Linked DNA regions of Homo sapiens: all the other regions are linked to region 3. The links are chromatin contacts, found by Hi-C or POLR2A ChIA-PET in ENCODE. All regions are on one chromosome and are shown on one strand. Each heading gives the region's core, a stretch centred on a gene start or an enhancer-like site at or near the end of the contact. The rest is flanking DNA. Distances are from core to core; before and after follow the strand shown.

Evidence for each region. A loop is a pair of places that touch in the nucleus more often than their neighbours do. ChIA-PET counts read pairs that join two places held with the same protein, here RNA polymerase II (POLR2A). Pooled maps may share reads with other maps.
Region 1: a loop to region 3 is called in a pooled map, with 4 times the contacts of the local background. The contact joins two enhancer-like sites. A Hi-C loop is called at or near these places in 1 of 37 single-sample maps with no recorded cell type and 3 of 50 pooled maps. POLR2A ChIA-PET finds 5 or more read pairs at or near these places in 3 of 52 experiments (B cell, GM12878 and OCI-LY7).
Region 2: a loop to region 3 is called in a pooled map, with 5 times the contacts of the local background. The contact joins two enhancer-like sites. A Hi-C loop is called at or near these places in 1 of 168 maps with a recorded cell type or tissue (mammary epithelial cell), 1 of 37 single-sample maps with no recorded cell type and 2 of 50 pooled maps.

The regions. Positions count from the first base shown.
Region 1 is chr1:234,399,622-234,403,174 of GRCh38, reverse strand. It overlaps TARBP1 (tRNA guanosine 2 -O-methyltransferase TARBP1), which reads left to right. Exons shown (of 30, transcript NM_005646.4): 25 at 1,913-1,994. Among named protein-coding and RNA genes, the nearest start is that of COA6-AS1, 28 kb to the right of the region's middle. Within about 2 kb of position 2,219, at least 5 of the 41 ENCODE cell types and tissues checked have a DNase peak (open chromatin) inside an H3K27ac peak, as active enhancers do; they include GM12878, where a contact is called at or near this core.
Region 2 is chr1:235,952,496-235,956,192 of GRCh38, reverse strand. The region is part of intron 2 of LINC02768 (long intergenic non-protein coding RNA 2768); the gene reads left to right. It overlaps LOC105373215 (a long non-coding RNA gene), which reads right to left. Exons shown (of 5, transcript XR_002958490.2): 4 at 1,161-1,320. Among named protein-coding and RNA genes, the nearest start is that of LINC02768, 18 kb to the left of the region's middle. Within about 2 kb of position 1,357, at least 9 of the 41 ENCODE cell types and tissues checked have a DNase peak (open chromatin) inside an H3K27ac peak, as active enhancers do; they include mammary epithelial cell, where a contact is called at or near this core.
Region 3 is chr1:235,102,493-235,105,872 of GRCh38, reverse strand. No RefSeq gene overlaps it. Among named protein-coding and RNA genes, the nearest start is that of SNORA14B, 24 kb to the left of the region's middle. RefSeq lists an enhancer at 664-803 and a silencer at 1,424-1,593. Within about 2 kb of position 1,477, at least 7 of the 41 ENCODE cell types and tissues checked have a DNase peak (open chromatin) inside an H3K27ac peak, as active enhancers do; they include GM12878 and mammary epithelial cell, where a contact is called at or near this core.

The sequences.
Region 1 (3,553 bases), core at 970-3,469, 700 kb after region 3:
GGCTTGGGTTGATGTTGAGTGAATGGGGAAGCCAGCAAAAAGTTAAACTTGAGAATGACGTCATCCAGTTTTCTTTTGCATTAAAGTGTGAAGAGCAGATCGGAGGTGAGCAAGAGAGAGTGGGAGGAAAATTGTGATTTAGATTAGTATGAGATTAGTAGAGGGACAGAGAAATGGACAGGCTTTGAGGTAAGGTAAACAAGGGCCTAAAGTACTGACTGGATTTATCAAGAGCCATTCGATAGCATAATTAGGGGATTGAAACCAAATTAAAATAGGTACAAGAGGGGGCCAGCTGCAGTGGCTCTCGCCTGTAATCCCAGCACTTTGCGAGGCCGAGGTGAGTGGATTGCTTGAGCCCAGGAGTTCAAGATCAGCCTGGGCAACATGGCAAAACCCCGTTCTCTATAAAAATAATAATAATAAAAAAAAGTTAGCGGGGTATGGTGGCATGCACCTGTAGTCCCAGCACCTCGGGAGGCTGAGGTGAGAGAATCACCTGAGCCCAAGAAGTTGAGGCTGCAGTGAGCGGAGATTGCACCACTGCACTCCAGCCTGGCAACCGAGTGAGACCCTGTCTCAAAAAAAAAACAAACAAACAAAGTCCAAATGTGGATAGGATGATACATTAACATATATTACATCAGAGTGGTAGGTTTACTGGTGTCTATAATTTTCTTTACCTGAATATTCGGAATATTTAAAATATTTCATGTCTTTAACTTTTCAAAAAATGGGTGATGAAGGTGAGACAGAGTCAACTTATTTAGAAAATTCTCTCAAAAAATAGTATATTAGAAAGTTCAACAGCTAGTGGTGGGGGTGCTGTCAAAAGAGGGCTTCTGTTTCATTTTTGGTAACATTAGTTGTTTTTAAGTGATACTCATAGTCAGGAAGTTGAACAGTGCAGAAAGGCATCGAATGAAAACGAGACAGTCTCCTTCCTTCTCCCACCAAAGGTGAAACTCCAGTAAACTTGCTTTTCTTTTAACAGCTACCTAATATTCCATTTGCCTTAGGATATCGCTTGAGTCCATTACTGATGGACACTTTAATAAGGTTTTGTTTTGTTTTTTAAGACTAGATACAAAAGCCCTTTTGAAAAGGCTGAAGGAAAGGCTAGAATAGAGAAGAGGGGAGATGCGGAAGTTGGGGGAGATAGGGCAAAACCCAGGGGAATGGGATCTGTTGCGGGGCAGGGTATTGCCCTTTGAAGAGAGACTCTTGACAGTGAAGGAGAAAAGAGGACAGGTGGGTAAGGAGGTGGCAGGAAGAAGAAAGATCTCTCACTCCTGTCTCCTGTGATGTGTGAGGCATGGCTGTCTGCTGATAGTGAGAGGGTTGGGGAGGGCATAGGAACTCCAGGGAGTGAAGAAGACACACTGGTCAGGGCAGGAGCGTGATCTTGCCAGAAAAATGTCTTGAAATTGCTGCTTAGTTTATGGGTTGATGATCATGAATTTTATCTGAAACCTGCCTGCCATATTGTATAACTTTTATCCCTACCTTTTTTGCCTTTTAAAACATAAACTTGACAACAGATGTTTTAAAAATTTAAACGCTGCTCATAGTAAATTTGTTTGGTTTGTGAAAGTAGGTACAACTTGGCTGCATGGTATGAGTCTTTGGAGTAGAAAAGGTGACTTTTATGTAATGGTTTTCTCTCCTGGAAAAAAGAGTTTTCTGCCAGACATAGGTTTAAGGTTCCATTTCAAAATGTGAAATTTATTAAGTGTCAGTTTTTAAAGTATGTATTGATCTTGGAGAGGTGTGTATAAATCTTAGGATAAAGTTCATAAAATTTTCTGTTCCTTCTCAACTCTGCAGCCACCCTTTAAGATACTGAATTGATTCTCCCCTCACCAGAGTTGTTTCATTTGTCTGTGGCTCATACCATATTTTTAATCCTTAGGAATGCCAAGAAGAATTGGCAACGCATTCAGGAGCATTTCTTTTTTGCAACATTTCACCCACTCAAGGATTATTGTCTAGAGGTGAGTAGAGAATATCATTTGTAAATTCTCTATTGTATCTTTAATCCTGATGCTTCCTTTCTGCTTTTGTTGAAGGGTTGTGATTAGGGTAAAGTTTTTTTCTTGCTTACAAACATCACCTTAACATTTTAAAGTTCTAAGTTTAACTTTGTCACTTTATGCAGATGACTTGCTTTCATTTCACTCTTAAGCAGTGAAAATTGGCTAGTCATTTTCACTTTCTATTTCTCAGGCAGTGTCTGGCTTGTAAACAATGGAAGGGAATATTTAACTCTAAACAGAAATCTGTTCTGACATTAAAAGGAAATGAGTGAGAACATTTGTGCAGGTGAGATTTCATTGTACTGAAGCCCATTGTTAATGAAAGAACAAAAAGATATACTTTTTTGTTAATGGCAATTTTTAGGTTCTGGGTAATGAGAATTGTATAGGAGATGATACATCACCTCACTGACTGTAACAAAATGTGCTTATATAATTTTAAGAACCATAAACATGCTTATTATGATTAACATGTAAATTAATTCAATATGTAAATCATTAGACATTGCATAAATTATGATACCTTCTCCCTTTTTCAACTGTAATTATAATGTGCTGCCCTTGAATTTAAATCACTGACCTAGGGCTTTTCCTCTGAAGAACTTATAAGTTATTGGTAACTTAAGCTGCTGTGCATAAGCAATTTTTTTGGTGGATTACTAAGATTATTGATAAACTGATCTGTAAAAAAGTATAGATCTATATATTGCAAGATATGCATCCTAGAACACTAATGTGTATTTTCTGCTGCTTCACTGCAAATATCATTTAGGATTTTTCAAAGATTTTAATATGCTCTGCTCTGTGTTCTTTAGCGCCCAGAATGCTTTGTCCGGCATCTTTCTGCAGGACTCCTCTAGTCACTCTAGTGTTAAGTCAACCTTTTTCTATTCAGTCTTCCAACAGGAGTAAGTCCTTTGCCTCCCTCCTGCCCTCCCTCATCCTTACCTTTGACCACCTCACTCTCATATGTTTTATGATTTATTCTCCAGTCATGAAATGAATTAAAGGTGTATGTGTAAATAAAATAATGGGGCTTAATTGTTCATAGGAACTGTATCTCTTCATGTATTTGTTTTTTTTTTGTTTTTATTTTATTATTATTATACTTTAAGTTTTAGGTTACATGTGCACAATGTGCAGGTTAGTTACATATGTATAAATGTGCCATGGTCGTGTGCTGCACCCACCAACTCGTCATCTAGCATTAGGTATATCTCCTAAAGCTATCCCTCCCCCCCTCCCCCCACCCCACAACAGTCCCCAGAGTGTAATGTTCCCCTTCCTGTGTCCGTGTGTTCTCATTGTTCAGTTTCCACCTATGAGTGAGAATATGCGGTGTTTGGTTTTTCGTTCTTGCGATAGTTTACTGAGAATGATGATTTCCAATTTCATCCATGTCCCTACAAAGGACATGAACTCATCATTTTTTATGGCCTCATAGTATTCCATGGTGTATATGTGCCACATTTTCTTAATCCAGTCTATCATTGTTGGACATTTGGGTTGGTTCCAAG
Region 2 (3,697 bases), core at 108-2,607, 850 kb before region 3:
GTTGCTTCTTCTCACTGTTAAGGTGGCTGACAGCGCCCCAGCTATCTCTAGTTTAGGGCACTTCACTGGCATAACTGGTTGTCTTAAAAAAGAGAAGAGAGATTGATTGCAAACAAAAGAGAGATTGGATTCTCTATAGTGACCTGGAAATATGTTCAAGATACAGACGTAAGTGAGTAAGGAAGTCACAGAACTGTGTATATTTTATGGCCTATTTTTATACAAACAAAGACTTATGTGTATTTGCACTTAGGGAAGGCCTGGAAGACGATCCAAGAAATTCTTAACAGTGACTCTCTCCAGGGAGGATAACAGTGATCATGGTCAGATTAATGAGGACTTTGACTTTTCATCTTACATTATTGTCTATAGTCATTAGGATATTTTACTATAAGCAGCTGGACGTGGTGGCTCATGCCTGTAATCCCAGCACTTTGGGAGGTTGAGGTGGGAGGATCATTTGAGCCCAGGAATTTGAGAATAGCCTGGGCAACATAGTGAGACCCTGTCTCTACAAAAAATCTAAAAATTAGCAAGGCGTGGTGGCTTACACCTGTAGTCCTAGCTACTAAGGAGGCTGAGGTAAGAGGATGGTTTAATCAGAGGCTGAGGTGGGAGAATGACTTGAGCCCAGGAGTTTGAGTCTGCAGCAAGCTATGATTGTGCCACTGCACTGGGTGCAAAAAAAAAATTAGAAAAAAAAAATATATATATATGACTATAAACATGCATTTCCCCCTTACGCAGGAGTATCCAATCTTTTGGCTTCCCTCGGCCACATCAGAAGAAGAATTGTCTTGGGCCACATATAAAATACACTAACGCTAACGATACTGATGTATTGCAAAACAATCTTATAATATTTTAAGAAAGTTTACGAATTTGCACTGGGCCACATCCAAAGTCATCCTGGGTCACATGTGGCCTGCAGGCTATGGGTTAGACAAGCTTGCATTGAAAGAATCGAGTTGGGTGGTAATGGGGTAAGATTTTCCCATATTGCCAATTGTAGAACCTCGAAAATGGGAAGTTGTCTGGTTCCGCTTCACAACCGTAGTGACTGTGGAGTAACAGCCTTCTGAGAATGCACCTTGCAGGAATGAGAGCAGAGGAGGAAGTTGCACACAAGCACATGCACATATGCACCTGAGGGAACACACCTGTATCTGTCATTCCCCAGGGCTGAGTGGAGCTGCTGCCCGAAGACTAGGCTGCCAGCTGTTCCTCTGGGGTGCGTAGGCCACTTACCCCATCTCCAGAGCCACTCACCCATGGCTGCTGCGGGCCTTGCAGCAGTTCCTGTTTGGGGATGAAGGTAGCCTGTGAAAGTGACAAAGAGGAAGCTGTGGCTGCAACAGTGAGAGCATGGTGTGGGGGGGCCCCCTGCCCTTTGCCCTCTAGTAATGGGATTCTCCTGGGCACCTGTGCAAATGGCTCAGCAGGAGACGGAACGCTCCCTAGTGGAGACCATGGAGTAGGTGAGATCTTCATACTGATTCTCCTTCTCCCTTCTCCTGTTATTGCCCCTTACCCAACAACCTTCCCCGTCCCCTCCACACCCCACCCTTCCCTCCACTGGGGTGCTTGTTTTTGAGTTGGAGTCTCGCTCTGTTACCCAGGCTGGAGTGCAGTGGCATGATCATAGCTTACTGCAGCCTTGAATTCCTGGGCTCAAACAATCCTCCAACCTCATTCCCTTGAGTCACTGGGACTACAGACACAGGCCACTATGCCTCTGTTTTTTTTTTTTTTTTCTTCTAACTTTTGTAGAGACAGGGTCTCCCTATGTTGCCCACACTGGAGATTGGGGCATTTTCACACTGCATTGAAATGACCACCTCCCAAACTGGCCTGTGAGTGTTTTGAAGGTAGGGACTCTTCTCACTGATCTTTGCTTTCCTGATACCTAGAATCATACTGGGTACATAGCAGGCACCTCATAAATATTGGTTGGATGAATAGAAGGATGGAGCTAAAGCAATGAAAGCTGACATATTTCCACCCAAAACAAATGTTCCTCCATTCCAAACTCTCTCCCATTGCCTAGATGTGGCCTCACATCTCAGTCTGCTTTCCAGTGAGTATATTCCTCTGCACACACACAAGCACACCGTGGGAGACACCGGTGTTGTCCTCACTGGTCCTCCTAAACATCCAAATGCATAGCAGCCTGTGAGAACAAGACAAGCCACAGGCCAGGAGAAAATATTTGCAAAACACATGTCTGATGACTGATGTCCAAAATATGCCAAGAACTCTTATACTCAACCATAAGAAAAGAGATGGCCTAATTAGAAAATGAGCAAAAGATCTGAACAGATACTTCACCAAAAAAGATATACAGATGGCAAGTAAGCATAGGTAAAGAGGCTTAACATCAAATGTCATTCAGAAATTATGAATTAAGTCAACAGTGAGATACAACTGCACACTTATTAGAACAGCTCAAATTCAAAACACTGAGAATGTCAAACATACTGAGAAACCAAGAACCCTGAGAACATGCTGGTGAGGATGGGAGCCACAGAAACTCTCATTCATTGCTGATGGGAATGCAACGTGGTGCAGCCACTTCGGAGCACAGTGTGATCATTTCTTGCAAAGCTAAATACAGTCTTGCCATAAGATCCAGCAATCATGCTCCTTGGTATTTACTCAAATGAGTTAAAAACTTACAACTACACAAAAAACTGCACACAGATGTTTATAGCAGCTTTATTCATAATTACCAAAACCTGGAGACAATCAAGATGTCTTTAAGCAGGCGAATGGATAAACAAACTATGGAACACCCAGACAACGGCATGTTATTCAGGGCTAAGACGAAATGAGCTATTGAGCTCTGAGAAGACATGGAAGAAACTTACATGCATATTACTAAGTGAAAGAAGCCAATCTGAAAGGCTACATATTATGTAATTCCACTCTATGACACTGGAAAAGGCAAAACAATAGAGACAGTTAAAAAAAAATCTGTGGTTTTGGGGTAAGGTGGGGTGGGGAAGGGATGACTAGTGGAGCAGAGGGGATTTCTCGGGCAGTGAAACTATCCTGTGTGATACTACAATGATGGCTACATGCCATGATACATTTGTCTAAACCCATAGACTGTGTAACACCAAGGGGAAGCCCTAATGTAAACTTTGGACATTAGTTAGTAATAATGTATCAATATGGGCTCATTGATTTGAAAATGTATACCACACAAATGCAAGATAATAATAGAGGCTAAGGAGTGTATGGAGAACTCTCTCTACTTCCTGCTTGATTTTTTCTGTCAGCACAAAATAGTTCAAAAAATAAAGTCTAGGCTGGGTGCAGTGGCTCATGCCTGTAATCCTAGCACTTTGGGAGGCCAAGGCGGGCAGATCACCTGAGGTCAGGAGTTCAAGACCAGCCTGGCCAACATGGTGAAACCCCACCTCTACTAAAATACAAAAATTAGCCAGGCATGATGGCAGGTGCCTGTAATCCCAGCTACTTGGAAGGCTGAGGCAGGAGAATCGCTTGAACCCAGGAGACAGCAGTTGCAGGAAGCCGAGATCATGCCACTGCACTCCAGTCTGGGTGGCTGAGCAAGACTCCGTCTCAAAATAAATAGGTTGGGCGCAGTGGCTCACGCCGGTAATCCCAGCACTTTGGGAGGCCGAGGCGGGCAGTTCACGAGGTCAGGAGATCCAGACCATCCTGGCTAACA
Region 3 (3,380 bases), core at 228-2,727:
AATTCTGACTCATTTGCTGACTGACTTTGGGTAATTAATTACTTGGTTATTTGATTACTTAGAGCTTTTTTATTTGGAGAGGGAGTTTTGCCCTGTCGCCCAGTCTGGAGTGCAGTGGTGCGATCTTGGCTCACTGCAACATCAGCCTCCCAGCTTCAAGCAATTCTCCTGTCTCAGCCTCCCGAGTGGCTGCGACTACAGGCATGTGCCACCATGTACAAATACATTTTTGTATTTTTAGTAGAGACAGGGTTTCACCATGTTGGTGAGGCTGGCTTTGAACTCACAACCTCAAGTGATCGGCCCTTCTTGGCCTCCCAAAGTGCTGGGATTACAGGCTTGAGCCACTGCGCCTGGCTTTTTTTTTTTTTTTTTTTTTTTTAACTGTTTTTCACTGCTGTATCCTCAGTACACAGAATGGTTTGTAACACGAGACAGACACCTCAGTAAAAGCCAGATGAGGGCTAGTATTAGTAAAACCTGTCAGACTGTTGCATTTGAAAAACGAAACAAAAACGTTGGTTCCAGGGCACTAACCACCATGAAATACAGTAAGTGTACATCTCGGTTATAGTTTACTCCCTACCCACAGCCTTCCTCTCCCACAGCGGAGAAACAATAGTGAATTAGTTTCTTTCTCAGAGAGACTTGAGGTATGTGATGAAAGACAAGTCCAAGAAACAGTGAAGCCAGCTTTGCAGACATCAGCCCTAGAACCAATGGTATTATTTCCCAGTGCAAATGATAATTACTCCGACCTACTCATCAAGACAAGAAAAAGCATCTCTGATCAATTTTCAAAAGAGGCTGGGTTGGTGTAATTATAGTTAATAATACCCATCTACGGAGCTGTTGCCCCTGACACACACACCCTTGAGTTGTCAGCCTCAGACTTCCATTTCTAGCACCTGTAAGCTGGTCAAGTTGTGTGCACTGTAATGTGTCACCATGAAACGAAAGAGAAGTACCAGGTGAGCTCTCTCTCTCTCTGTGTATATACGTGTGTGTGTGTGTGTGTGTGTGTGTGTGTGTGTGTGTGTGTGTGTGTACGCCTTGCCTGAAAATGATTTAAAGCTACTAACCGGGCCCCATGGAAATTCAGTCTCATTGCATAGGGCTCCAGGCAACTGAGTTACTGGACACTACACCAGGTCTTGGGTTTTTTGAGATAAAAAATCAGCAAAGTATGTGTAAAGTAACATTTCTTACAAAAATAGATTTCTCTCTTCTCTCAACATGGCATCAGTTTTTTCAATATATTGGCAAAGTGGATCCATCCACGGTTCTGGGTCCTGGCTGTGCGTCCGATCGCCTTTGTCAGCTGGGGGAAGACTCAGGGTGACTTGAGCCAGGAGGACCGCGGAGTGGACAGCCGGTACCGCGCGCTCCCCTTTCCCTTGTTCTAAACTGGGCTGGAGAAGTTCATAGGATTTGCTCCGTCTGTACCGCGTGCGCTGTGAGCGTTTTCATCAGGGCAGCAGCAGACGCGAAGGAGCGCGCTGGCGCCCTCTGGCGGCGATCCTAGGGTGCGTCCGCGCCGTGCCTACCCCCCGGCCTCCGGGAGCCTCGAGCCCCAGCGCGACTGTGATTCTGCCAATTACAGCGATCATCATAGCGAAATGAAAATGCTCCGATTATTTGTTTATAAATAAAACCGTTCCTCCTGGAAAATGTGCCAGGATGACATTTTGTGAAGTCCTGTTTCCAGTCTTCGTGAATTAAAATTCTAGATGGGAAACTACCAGACAGGAGAAGATAATTGAAAAGGATAGTTGAAAGGACTTCTGACTTGTCCAAGAAGAGACGCAATTCCAGGTTAATCTTCAGAGTGAGTCAAAGCAACGTAAGTATGATCTTTTTCTACGAAAGGCAAAGAATAAAATGTGGCAGAGGGTTTCTACAACTCCTTACCTTCCCAGTTCTGTAGAATCACCCTACAAAAATAGAGGGGCAGCTGTGGGGTGGCGGAACGAACACGGTTTTTAGAAGCAGGGGCTTGGGTTTGAGTTCTAAATGTGCAGCGTACTGGGGCACTTAACTTCTCTGAGGCTTAGGTGCCTCATTTCCAAAGGGCATGAGAATATCTTCTTTTTTTTTTTTTTTCCTTTTTTTGAGACGGAATCTCGCTCTGTCGCCCAGGCTGGAGTGCAGTGGCGCGATCTCGGCTCACTGCAGCCTCCGCCTCCTGGGTTCCAGGGATTCTTGTGTCTCAGCCTCCCAAGTAGTTGGGACTACAGGCACGAGCCACCACGCCCAGCTAATTTTTGTATTTCTAGTAGAGACTGGGTTTCACCTGGGGTGGGGGGAGGGGGGAGGGATAGCATAGGAGATATACCTAATGTAAATGACGAGTTAATGGGTGCAGCACACCAACACGGCACATGTATACATATGTAACAAACCTGCACGTTGTGCACATGTACCCTAGAACTTAAAGTATAATTAAAAAAAAAAAAAAGGCACACCTGAAATGCCAGCTGCTCCTCTGAGACAGGCGGCTCCCTCAGCCAGCTCAGCTGTTCTAGCAAAAAGGCGTTTGATTCTGGGCCAAGCCCAGAATAGGGATTGTCTCCTCATACTATGCCTCTGGCTTCCTGGAGTACAGATTTATGGCTTCTGAATGTGGGAGGAGAAAAAAAAATCCTTAAATCTAAGTCAAAAGCCTGCTAGAACTACTCTCTACAGCTAAACAGAAATGAGCTACAAACTCCTGTCGTGCGGCTTAAATGGAGAAACTTGTGAAGGGATCTGGTTTTGGGTTACTGACATGCTTGAAGGTGCTCATGAGTGGTGGTTTTCCTGTCTTCAAAGTAAATTTTAGGAACAATAAGTTCACTTTGATCATTATCTCTAGGTTATGGGGTTATGGATGGATTTTTTTTTTTTTTTTTTTTGAGATGGAGTCTCACCCTGTCGCCCAGGCTGGAGTGCAGTGGCGTGATCTCAGCTCACTGCAACCTCTGCCTCCCAGGTTCAAGTGATTCTCCTGCCTCAGCCTCCCCAGTAGCTGGGACTACAGGTGCCTGCCACCACGCCTGGCTAATTTTTGTATTTAGTAGAGACGAGGTTTCACCATATTGGCCAGGCTGGTCTCAAACTCCTGACCTCAGGTGATCCGCCCATCTCAGCCTACCAAAGTGCTGGGATTACAGGCATGAGCCACAGCGCCCAGCCAATTTTTGTATTTTTAGGAGAGACGGGGTTTCACCATATTGCCCAGGCTGGTCTCGAATTCCTGACCTTGTGATCTGCCTGCCTTGGCCTCCCAAAGTGCTGGGATTACAGGCATGAACCACTGAGCCCGGCCGGATTTTTCTTACTTATACTTTCCTGTATTTTTTACATATTTGGCCATAACCACGTACCCTTCATAGAGTAAG